Regions from separate parts of the Homo sapiens genome. Here region 2 is linked to region 1. A link is an interaction called in ENCODE POLR2A ChIA-PET data of the cell type or tissue named here. Cell type or tissue: Caco-2. All regions are shown on one strand. Each heading gives the region's core, and the rest is flanking DNA. Links, peaks and the distances in the headings are about the cores only.

The links. ChIA-PET counts read pairs that join two places held together with the same protein. Peaks named below come from ENCODE experiments on the same cell type or tissue, not always from the same donor. Only the 100,000 strongest peaks of a DNase experiment are listed, where the experiment ranks them.
Region 2: POLR2A ChIA-PET joins it to region 1 with 7 read pairs; 3 of 35 experiments call an interaction of 5 or more read pairs at or near these places.

The regions. Positions count from the first base shown.
Region 1 is chr12:25,798,775-25,804,167 of GRCh38, forward strand. It overlaps the pseudogene TDGP1. Among named protein-coding and RNA genes, the nearest start is that of MIR4302, 73 kb to the right of the region's middle. In Caco-2, for the core only: no CTCF peak of the experiment used is centred there; no DNase peak of the experiment used is centred there.
Region 2 is chr12:25,872,705-25,878,097 of GRCh38, forward strand. MIR4302 (microRNA 4302) reads right to left here and starts at 1,375; the gene lies at 1,316-1,375. In Caco-2, for the core only: no CTCF peak of the experiment used is centred there; DNase peaks (open chromatin) are centred at 3,177, 3,887 and 4,147.

The sequences.
Region 1 (5,393 bases), core at 234-5,233:
TTTGTGCTACCCATGTGCTCAACATTGGCAGAGAGGTGGGAAAAAATTCCAGTCTGGCCCCTAAAGAAGTGCTCCATGTGTAATAAGAGAACAAAGTGTGCTCTTGAGCTACCGACTTTCTAGTTACTCCATTCTGACAGTGGATCACAGCTGGATCAAGCTAGAAGTACAATGGGGAATGGCAGGGCAGATGGAGCAGGTGACGACATTTTGTACTCTTGTCCCACCTTATGGGTATTGGCCCTGGTGCTGTGGCAACAACTCATTATCTTGCTGCTCTTAAATCTGAGATCTCATTGGGGTAATTTTTACCTTTCCTTGAGTTTAAATTTCTACCCTTTTGTTTAACAAAATTGAAGTATCTATATGCAGTGATTCTTGGTATAGCCATTTATTTTACAGTGGTAATCCCATAATAATTATCATTTATTGAGCATGTATTAAATGATGGGTACTGTAAGTTGATTATCTAATTAAATCTACTCAAATCCCCTCTGCGGTAACTATTAGTCCCAATATAGAGATAAGGAAGTGGAAGCATAGAGATCTTATGCCTGGAAAATGAAGGAGGAGGTATTTGAAACCAGGTCTGTGTACAACGCCTGCACTCTCCTAATACAAAAGTGTTGAATGTCTGCAACTTATTCTCATCTTGGAAAATACGCATTTATATGTTTGCCAGGTTCTATGGCTACTGAATAAGCTATGTGCAGCAGGCTAGGAAAATGGATGGAGTAATCATTTGTTCCAGGCATGGTTAAAATACTACCATACACGGCCGGGCGCGGTGGCTCACGCCTGTAATCCCAGCACTTTGGGAGGCCGAGGCGGGCGGATCACGAGGTCAGGAGATCGAGACCATCCCGGCTAAAATGGTGAAACCCCGTCTCTACTAAAAATACAAAAAATTAGCCGGGCGAGGTGGCGGGCGCCTGTAGTCCCAGCTACTCGGGAGGCTGAGGCAGGAGAATGGCGTGAACCCCAGGGGGCGGAGCCTGCAGTGAGCCGAGATCGCGCCACTGCACTCCAGCCTGGGCGACAGCGAGACTCCGTCTCAAAAAAAAAAAAAAAAAAATACTACCATACACATTGCTTAATGATGACTGAGATGCAGTTGAGTTTTGAGACGTAGTTGCTGCCTTCAACCAACAGAAATACAAACTGAACCTTCTAGGCTGATAGACCTTGTGCGATTTATGAGACGAGAGACAGACTGACCAGACTGCCAAAACTATATCTTTTGTTCTTTCCCTCATGATTTCATCCATAATAGAAATGTAAAAAATTGTCGATGCAGACACCAAAAAGAGTGAAAAGAAAAGTCAAAAACTGGGAGAAAAGACTTGCAATCCACATCACTTACAGAAAGAACTCCCGCAAATTAATTAGAAAAAGACAAAGAACTCAATAGAAAAATGAACAAAAAGCTTGAATAGGCTCTTCACAGAAGGGAAGACACAAATGGCCAATGAAAAGCAAAAGATACACAGCCTCATTAGAAATCAGGAAGTTGAAAAGTTGAAAATTAAAACCACAGTGAGCTATCATGTTACATAAACCAGATAGGCAAAACATTATAACTCTAGTGAGAACATGGAGTGTCCCAGCACTTTTACAAGGCTGGTGAATATGTAAGTGGGTAAATTTGGAAAGTAATTTAGCAATTTAGCATTATCTAGAAAGCAATTTGGCATTTTCTAGAAAAGTTGTTTTGCTCTTAGGTATATGCCATAGTGACAATTTTTCCATATGTACAGGAAGACAAATGGTTCAAAGCAATACTATGTGTAATAACCAAAAAAAAAAAAAAAAGGATAAAATGAGAAGCAACCTCAATCAACAGATCGACAGCAAATGGATAAATAGATTGTGGTATATCCAAGTGATAAAGCAGTGAAAACATATAAAGTATAGCTACATGTAACAATATAAATGAATCTGGAACTAAAGATTGAATGAAAAAGCTGTTGCAGAAGGACACATAGAAGAAGATTCCATTTATAAAGCTCTTTAATGTGCAAGACTTTTGCTTTCTTTGATAGCAAGGGAACGATAGCACAAAATTCAGGTCAGGACAGGATGGGCTGTGAAGGGACCAGGAGATCCCAGGAGGGCTCTCATAAAATGTCAAAACTAAACATAGTGCTCTTTTTATTAAACTTTTGCTCAGGTGATCATTGCATAATTATTCTTTCTTTGTGTTTTTTTATTGTGGTAAAATATACATAACATAAAATTTACCATCTTAACTATTTTTAAGTGTATAGTTTAGTGGCACTGATTACATTCACACTATTGTGCCACCATCATAGTAATACTTGAATAAAAAAATTTATAGCAATGTTTGGTGATAATATCATCTTCCTATCTTTGGTAAATTTTAGCCAGCTCACAATCATAAGAAAAGTCTCTGATTTTGGTAAATTTGTACAGTGAGAAACTTGGTTTTTGTCAATGAGAAAAGCATATTGAGTTTGGTTTGGGGGGAATTAGTATAATATTTGAAAGAAGGTTATGTTGTTCAATCCCCTGAAGTCATTAAAAAGCAGCAACATATTTTCAATGGCATCTGAAAGTTCAGTGCTACTTGGAGTTTAAGGAGTTTTATCTACAACTTGTTGGATCAATTATAAAATTTATTTTATGTCAGATAGTGTTTTATTACATTAATTCAGTTTCATCTCTCTTAATTATTTTACAGCCCAAAAGTTAAAAAAAGAAGTATGACACATTTACATCTGGACATTTTCCAAATGTTACATAATTAGAAATGGAAAGTAATTGTTTTATAATGATTTTCATAATACCAACTCTTCATGTGTTCTGTGAAGAACGAGGATAAAACAGCAGGTATGAAACCCACAATGGAGTTATCTCAAATTTGTCATCAACTCGCCCATTTGAACATTATTGATCTCACCTTTTTTGTTAATGCTGGGATTTCAGACCCAAGTTCAGCAGTTTCTTGTTGCAGTTGTTTCTTTGTTCTCTGTGCCTGTTGCAGCATGACTTGATCATTATTGAAGTGCATTTGTAACTCCAGAAACTGAGGGCCGAAAAAAAGAGAGGAGAGGCTGTGTTAGGCAAGAATTCTGTTTTATAATAAAAGAAGCCATTGAATGCCTAAAGCTGATTATGTAACAAACTCCATTAGGGCCTGCAAATTTCCACCAGAGAATGAAGCATGATGGGAATTTTCAAGTCAGTTCTAATTTCTTTTCTGCCTTCAGGAGTTCTTTGATAAAAGCAATATAGTAACTCATAAAAAAAATCTGGCAAGACTCCAAAAAAGTGATTTAATCTGCTATATTTTATGACATTTTATAGCCAAGTCATTTTTAACAAGTTCATTCACTTGATAATTATAACAGATTATCTGATATGGTTATCTTTTATACAATAGATTTTTCTCATGAAATAATATTTGTTAATATTTTTAAAATCTCAATTTCTTTGTAGCACAGTTCATAAATATTTACAATGTGTGATATTGTGTTACACATTTGTTATAGGAGCCTTAGCCAACAATGCACCATGAATAATAACAGCAATAGCCTTTGCTGGTTCTGCTTCCTTAGGAGCTTAATTAAAAGTAAGTGCATGACATAAAGAATGCAGCCTATAGATGATTTGTGACTAACAACATGGCAAAGTACTTTAAGATGGTAAATAATTGTTTCACCATCACAATACCTGAGCATTCTCTAAATACTGAGAGGCAGAAGAAGCTAGTGCAGTTCCTTTGACAATGCATCCAGATTTTGGTTTTCTCAGTTATAACTTGAAATAACACCACCATCAACTCACCTTATTACAGAATGAAATGAAACTCTAAGTGTAGTATCTAAACCTAATGATAATTTGTTGGGGCCATTCGCTTAAGCTTTTTCTGGAAACCCATATCTAAGGGAATACATACAGACAGACCCTATTTGATAATGCTGCACATAGTGCTAACTCAAATGTCTGTAAGTCTCTGAAATATTTCTCTTTACAAACTAACATATATATGTATATATGTGTGTTTGCGTATCTATATAATGCATCCATACACACATAGATATGCATTACATTATATACATACATATACATATATATTGCTACATATACATGTATATACATATACGGTTACATATATTACATTATACATACACATATATATATGGCTTCCCCCACACCCCGCACCATGCTCTACGTGGTATCTTCCACACACTCTACCTTACGTTTATTCCCAGCTAAAGAGTATTAGTGCATCATATTGCAAAGGCACTCTGCCAAAAAGGACTCTACCACATTTTCCTGAGTTGTGTGAGTTCTAAAACACACATTGTTTACTTGGCTGTGGCTGTTCTTCCTATTTATTTTGTATTATGGTGAGCAGTTTTGACCCATCATGTAGGATAAAAAGTCAACAGGTGAGGTCTCTGGGGTTGTCTTACCGCAGTGAGTACCACGCGGTACTACAGAGACCGGCTGCCCGTGTGCCTGGCAGGTGGAGCTGCCCGCATCAGCGGCCTCGGGGAATGGAAGCGGAGAACGCGGGCAGCTACTCCCTTCAGCAAGCTCAAGCTTTTTATACGTTTCCATTTCAACAACTGATGGCTGAAGCTCCTAATATGGCAGTTGTGAATGAACAGCAAATGCCAGAAGAAGTTCCAGCCCCAGCTCCTGCTCAGGAACCAGTGCAAGAGGCTCCAAAAGGAAGAAAAAGAAAACCCAGAACAACAGAACCAAAACAACCAGTGGAACCCAAAAAACCTGTTGAGTCAAAAAAATCTAGCAAGTCTGCAAAATCAAAAGAAAAGCAAGAAAAATTACAGACACATTTAAAGTCAAAAGAAAAGTAGACCGTTTTAATGGTGTTTCAGAAGCTGAACTTCTGACCAAGACTCTCCCCGATATTTTGACCTTCAATCTGGACATTGTCATTATTGGCATAAACCCGGGTCTAATGGCTGCTTACAAAGGGCATCATTACCCTGGACCTGGAAACCATTTTTGGAAGTGTTTGTTTATGTCAGGGCTCAGTGAGGTCCAGGTGAACCATATGGATGATCACACTCTACCAGGGAAGTATGGTATTGGATTTACCAACATGGTGGAAAGGACCACGCCTGGCAGCAAAGATCTCTCCAGTAAAGAATTTCGTGAAGGAGGACGTATTCTAGTACAGAAATTATAGAAATATCAGCCACGAATAGCAGTGTTTAATGGAAAATGTATTTATGAAATTTTTAGTAAAGAAGTTTTTGGTGTAAAGGTTAAGAACTTGGAATTTGGGCTTCAGCCCCATAAGATTCCAGGCACAGAAACTCTCTGCTATGTTATGCCGTCATCCAGTGCAAGAAGTGCTCAGTTTCCTCGGGCCCAAGACAAAGTTCATTACTACATAA
Region 2 (5,393 bases), core at 173-5,172, 74 kb after region 1:
TTCATTTGCGAGTTTTCTTCTAGTCTTCTCTGTCTTTATCTTCTACCTCTTTTACTTGATAAGAGGAGTCCCAAGACTAGTACTCAATTTTGCATTTCTTTCTCATTTTTCACACAGCATCTGCTAAGGTAAAACTGTTACTAACTTATTGGATGGTTGACTTCAGCATATTGATTTTGAAGATTTTGGACTCTATATATGCATTTAAGGATAGTATTTCTATCTCTATAAAGTGGAATCTGGAACCAGATCCAACAATAGACCACTTAGAAAATATACTTTGTTCTATTATATTGAATTCCAAGTGTTCTCATTTATACAATTTGTACCAAATGTTAGATTGGAAGACAAAAAGAAGTTTGGGAGCACAGATGATTCTTCAACCAATTTCTCTATTTTAAAGACATAGTTGAGGCAATTAGATATCAAATAATCTGAGAGACAAAAAATTAGATTTAAAATAATCATAATGGTAACAATAGCTAATATTATTGAGTATCTACTGTATGTCAGGCATGGTTCCAAGCACTTTATGTTCAGTCCTCATTGAATTATCCCAATAATCCTAAGAGATAAGTGCTATTGTTATCCTCCTTTTGTTGTTGCTGTTGTTATAGGGTCTGGCTCTGTCACCCAGGCTGGAGTGCAGTGGTGCAATCTCAGCTCATTGCAACCTCCGCCTCCTGGGCTCAAGTGATCCTCCCACCTCAGCCTTTTGAGTAACTGGGACTACAGGCGTGTGCCAACATACTAGTCTAATTTTTCTATTTTTTGTAGAGACAGGGTTTTGTGATGTTGCCCACGCTGGTCTCAAACTCCTGGACTTAAGCGATCCACCACGTCAGTCTTCCAGACTGCTAGGATTACAGACATGAGCCACCATGACCAGCCTGTTATCCTCTTTTTATAGATTATGAAATAGAGGCTTACAAATGTTATGCCCACTTAATTTAAATTTACAAAGCTAATAAATATCAGACAAAGATTCAGATCCAGGTTTGTCTGACTCCAGAGACAGAACTTTAAACCATAAAGCTTAGAGACCTGGATTTGTGGAAAAAATAAAATAAACCATAAAGCTATATATCTTCATTTTCCCATAACACGTTTTTGAAATCATACAGTTCAATCAATTCTCTTCCTCCTGGAATAAAGCTGATTAAAGAGTTAGAGAAGTTGATGAGTTATAATGAGTTACAAAACAAGGAGTATTTTCTCTCCCTTTTTTTGCAAATGAAAAATGAGGTATTTGGAAGAGATGCTTTTTTTAAGCTTCATGACTTTGGTGATTTGGGAATAGAAATAGTAATTCTACCTCATTCCAATACCTTAAGTAAACTCAGCCACCTCGCTGAGCCACACTGGTCCCTCCTGAAGTGACCCCAGGATCTGCATCACAGTTTCAGAATTCCTCATCAGTATCCACCATGCTTAGAGCTCTGCTCTCCTGATGCCAACATCCCCACTTTTTTTGGTTCTTAGCAAACTCTTTCTCTTTGTGGAGCATTTTCCTTGGTGACTAAATTTAGACTCCGGCACACAACAGAATCTGTCCTCTGGCCTTATATGCTAATACTTTTGATAAATGATGCCTCAGTAGACTCCCAACTCTGGTCCCTATGGATCCCACCTTCACCAAACTGCTACCCCTTCATCCCCAGCCTCACACACACACACAGGAGGGAGGAGGGTCGGACAAGAGGGAAAATACCATAACCATGGAAGCAGGTAACGTGCTTCTCTCTGGCAATACCTGGCCATGTCACATTTCTAGAAACTTGGGCACTCATCGGCATAAATCTTACAAAGAGGGGCCTAAAAGCATTGTCAGCCTCTGGGGTGGGAGTCCAGGGATATCACAAAACACAAAGTTGTCTTCAAAAATCCAGTCATACTGTGCATATTTATCTGAGAAAAAAATCTCAAGGAAGAAATTCTTAAACTTCTCTGCCTCACCCATTTCAAGGTCTGATCATGTATTTTTCAGGAGGAATAGTCAAAAGTAAGGCAATTTCAAATGAAGACACCAGGAAAAAAATGTGAAGTGATTGTAACCAGCGAAAATAAAATTTAGGATTTGTTGGCAGTGTTTGTTGAAGAAGAAGGAAGAAAAGGAGTAGGAAGAGAGAGAAGGAAGGAACGAGGGAAGGAGACGAGGAAGGAAAGAATTAATAAGTCTGGTGGGGAAGAAATGAATCCTTTGTCAAAAATATTTCAGATGCTGAAATTCTGTTATTGTTTCTAGCTAACTAGAACGTTCTCCCTTTCCCTTTCGGCTGGATTATTTTCTTCTCATTCTTCAAATCTCACTTCCTCCTTCAGACTTCATCAATTCGTGCTTCCCTTCACTGATATCCATTCAGTGATATTTATAGTCCATTTATATGTATGGCCTTTGATTTTTGTTTAAATTTCAGCAATTGCTCACTGCCCATCCTGACTGGCCTCCTCCAGCACAGCTCCTAACACCCCTCACCCTGCTCACAAACACTCGTCGAGTCCAAACCAGCCTGGCAGGTAAGGCCTTCCATAATTTGGCTTCAACTCATGCTTCCAAACAACCTTATTTTCAGCTCTTCACTTCTTATGAATAACCATACAGCAGTGACCTTAACATTTTGATGGCAAACAGTAATGCTCACCACGTTCAGGTCACAAGCACATGTCTTGCTATTAGGAGAGTTGTAAAGGAAACAGCAGAAGCAGTCCCTCCCCAGAAAAATGCACAGTCTAATGGAGGTGAAATTAACTTCAGCAATAAACTTAAGATTCATATTGAAGAGGCACTTGCACTGACTCAGAAACTTTCTGCAGAGAATCTGAAGAAGAGCAGGAGCAGCAAGACAGAAAGCACTCAAGAGGTGACTTCGGAGGCTCAGTCACCAAACAATAGGCAATGTTGTTCTCTAAGCCTTGTACCAAAACTGATAGGGTAAAGGGTCTTCCAAATACAACTTTATTTATTAACAATCCTCCTTTATTCTGGTCCACCTGAGGCTACACAAATGTACCCTCTTCTTAAAGAAACTGATTTGGATAGACAGGGAATAGGAGATTTCAATCCTGCTGAACTAGGTTGCTTCTCTTATGAAATCAGCCTGCAATAGACTTTCAAAAGGAATTCCAAGTAGGCTTTGAAAATAATGGGAGGAGTAAGTGGCCCATCAAGCCAACATTTGCTTGAGCCAGAGGACTTGCTCACCGAAGACATTGCTGGATTTCTTATCTGACTAGTCAGTCAAGAAAATTTACTTTGATGACCATAAATGGACATTTTTTACAATGATCATTATTTACAGATGCAAGTGCTGTGTGAAATATAGTACTTAAACTCAACTATAATTTAACACTACCTATTTCCATAATGAGTGTTCAAAAGGATGAATCAATAGACCTTCCAAGAGAACATGTAATAGCTTTTAAGAATATAGGCGTGCTTCAATTATTTGAATTAAAATCAAAATTGAGGAATACAAATTTTAGCTTTTCTTTCTCTGTAGGGTTAGCAGTAAATCATCAAAGAATATACTCAATTTCATTAGTTTGTATAAACAAGACATATCTGATTTGAAAAGTAATAACTCAAGAAAGGAAATATGTGGACTTGTTTTTCATTCAAATATAGATATATACTTGTAACATGAAGAAATTGACTACTGGCGTGGCTTGTTTTGCACTGAAAATAAACTAAGAAACCCCTATGCCAATATAACTTGTGAACTCAAAATATCTGAGACAGGTCTCAGTCAATTTAGAAAGTTTGGTTAAGGACACACCCATGACACAGCCTCAGGAGGTCCTGACAACAAGTGCCCAAGGTGGTCGGGGTACAGCTTGCTTTTTAGGGAGATATAATACATCAATCAATACATGTAAGATTACATTGGTTCTATCTGGAAGGGTGGGGGAGGGTGGCTTCCAGGTGATAGATAGATTTAAAATTTTTCTGATGTCAATTGGTTGAAACGCTTCTTATCAGTAGAAAGGAATGTCTGGGTTAAGATAAGGGGTTGTGGAGACCTAGGTTTTATCATGGAGGTAAAACCTCCAAGTAACAGGCTTTCAAGAGACTGTAAATGTTTCTTATCAGACTTAAGGTCTGCATTGATGTTAATGCTGGAGGGGGTATCATGAGACATGTCCAACCCCCACTTCCCATCATGGTCTGAGCCAGTCTTTCAGGTTAAATTTTTTGAGTGCCCTGGTTGGGGAGGAAGTTCATTCAGATGGTTGTGGAAGCTTTCAAATTTTATTTTTGGTTAACAAACTCATTCTACCCCCTAAATATTAGATTCCTCTATTTTGGAACTAAAGTAAGCAAGAACAAATGATTGTTTTTAGTAATGTTTGTTTCTTTGCTTTTTACATTACTCTAAACCAGTTGAAAATTTTTCATTTAAAAATTATTTTGAGATTTTAAATTATTTGTTGTTATGTAGGTTAAAAAACAGTTATTTGAACTAAAGTCAAACTCATTTGTGTGTGTAGACACAATCATTATCATCATCACATGATTTTACATATTTTTTTAAAGCAGGCATTTTCTACTCATACACAAGCTACCAAAGAGAGGTGTCCCTACAACTCACATAGATGGCAGTAATGTTGACTGAATTTTGTACCCTCCACTCTAGACTCTTCTGACAGAGTGAGTGCAATGATGTGGTTTTATTTAATGTTTCCCCTTCCTGGACCCATAGATACCATGACTTAAAAGCATGGATTAATGTTTTTTCTGGAAATTTCTAAGCATAATTACAAAGGGTAGCAAAAAAACCCACACCAATAACATCGCTACAGTTTTAGTGATCATCTCTTGAGACATTGATCACATTCTGCTTTGTGTCATTGTTATTTTCTTTAAACACAGGCAGGTTATGCCTTGTTCATTTTTCTATCTTCCACAGTGCTTAGCTGTGCATATTATAGATACTCACTAAATGTTTGTTGAGTGACCAACCAAATAAATGAATGACTAATGATTGCAGCCATACTTGTATGCAGAAGAAAAGAGTGGAACAAACCCAGTTGTAATCCTTTCCTTGATGAAATAAAAAAATTAGATTCTAATGCAGCAGTTTGGATTTCAGTATAACTAACCAAGGTTCTTCTCAATTAACTTTACTCTCAATCACAAATTAAAGAGAAAAAACATGAGTGCCCCTCTGAAATTTCTTAGAAGTCTTTTATAATTCTGATGAAGAATAAATATGACTTACAGAGTTTGGGGGGTTTTCAGAGTTGAAAGTTTGGGGGAGGGTTGCTTTGACATTAAAGTACATCCTCCAATCCCTTCCCTTCTTTATGGACACACACACACACACACACATCAGATGTTCCATCTGAAGAAGTTTTTGGGTGCCTCTTGAGTTAAGGCTGGCCTATAAATACTG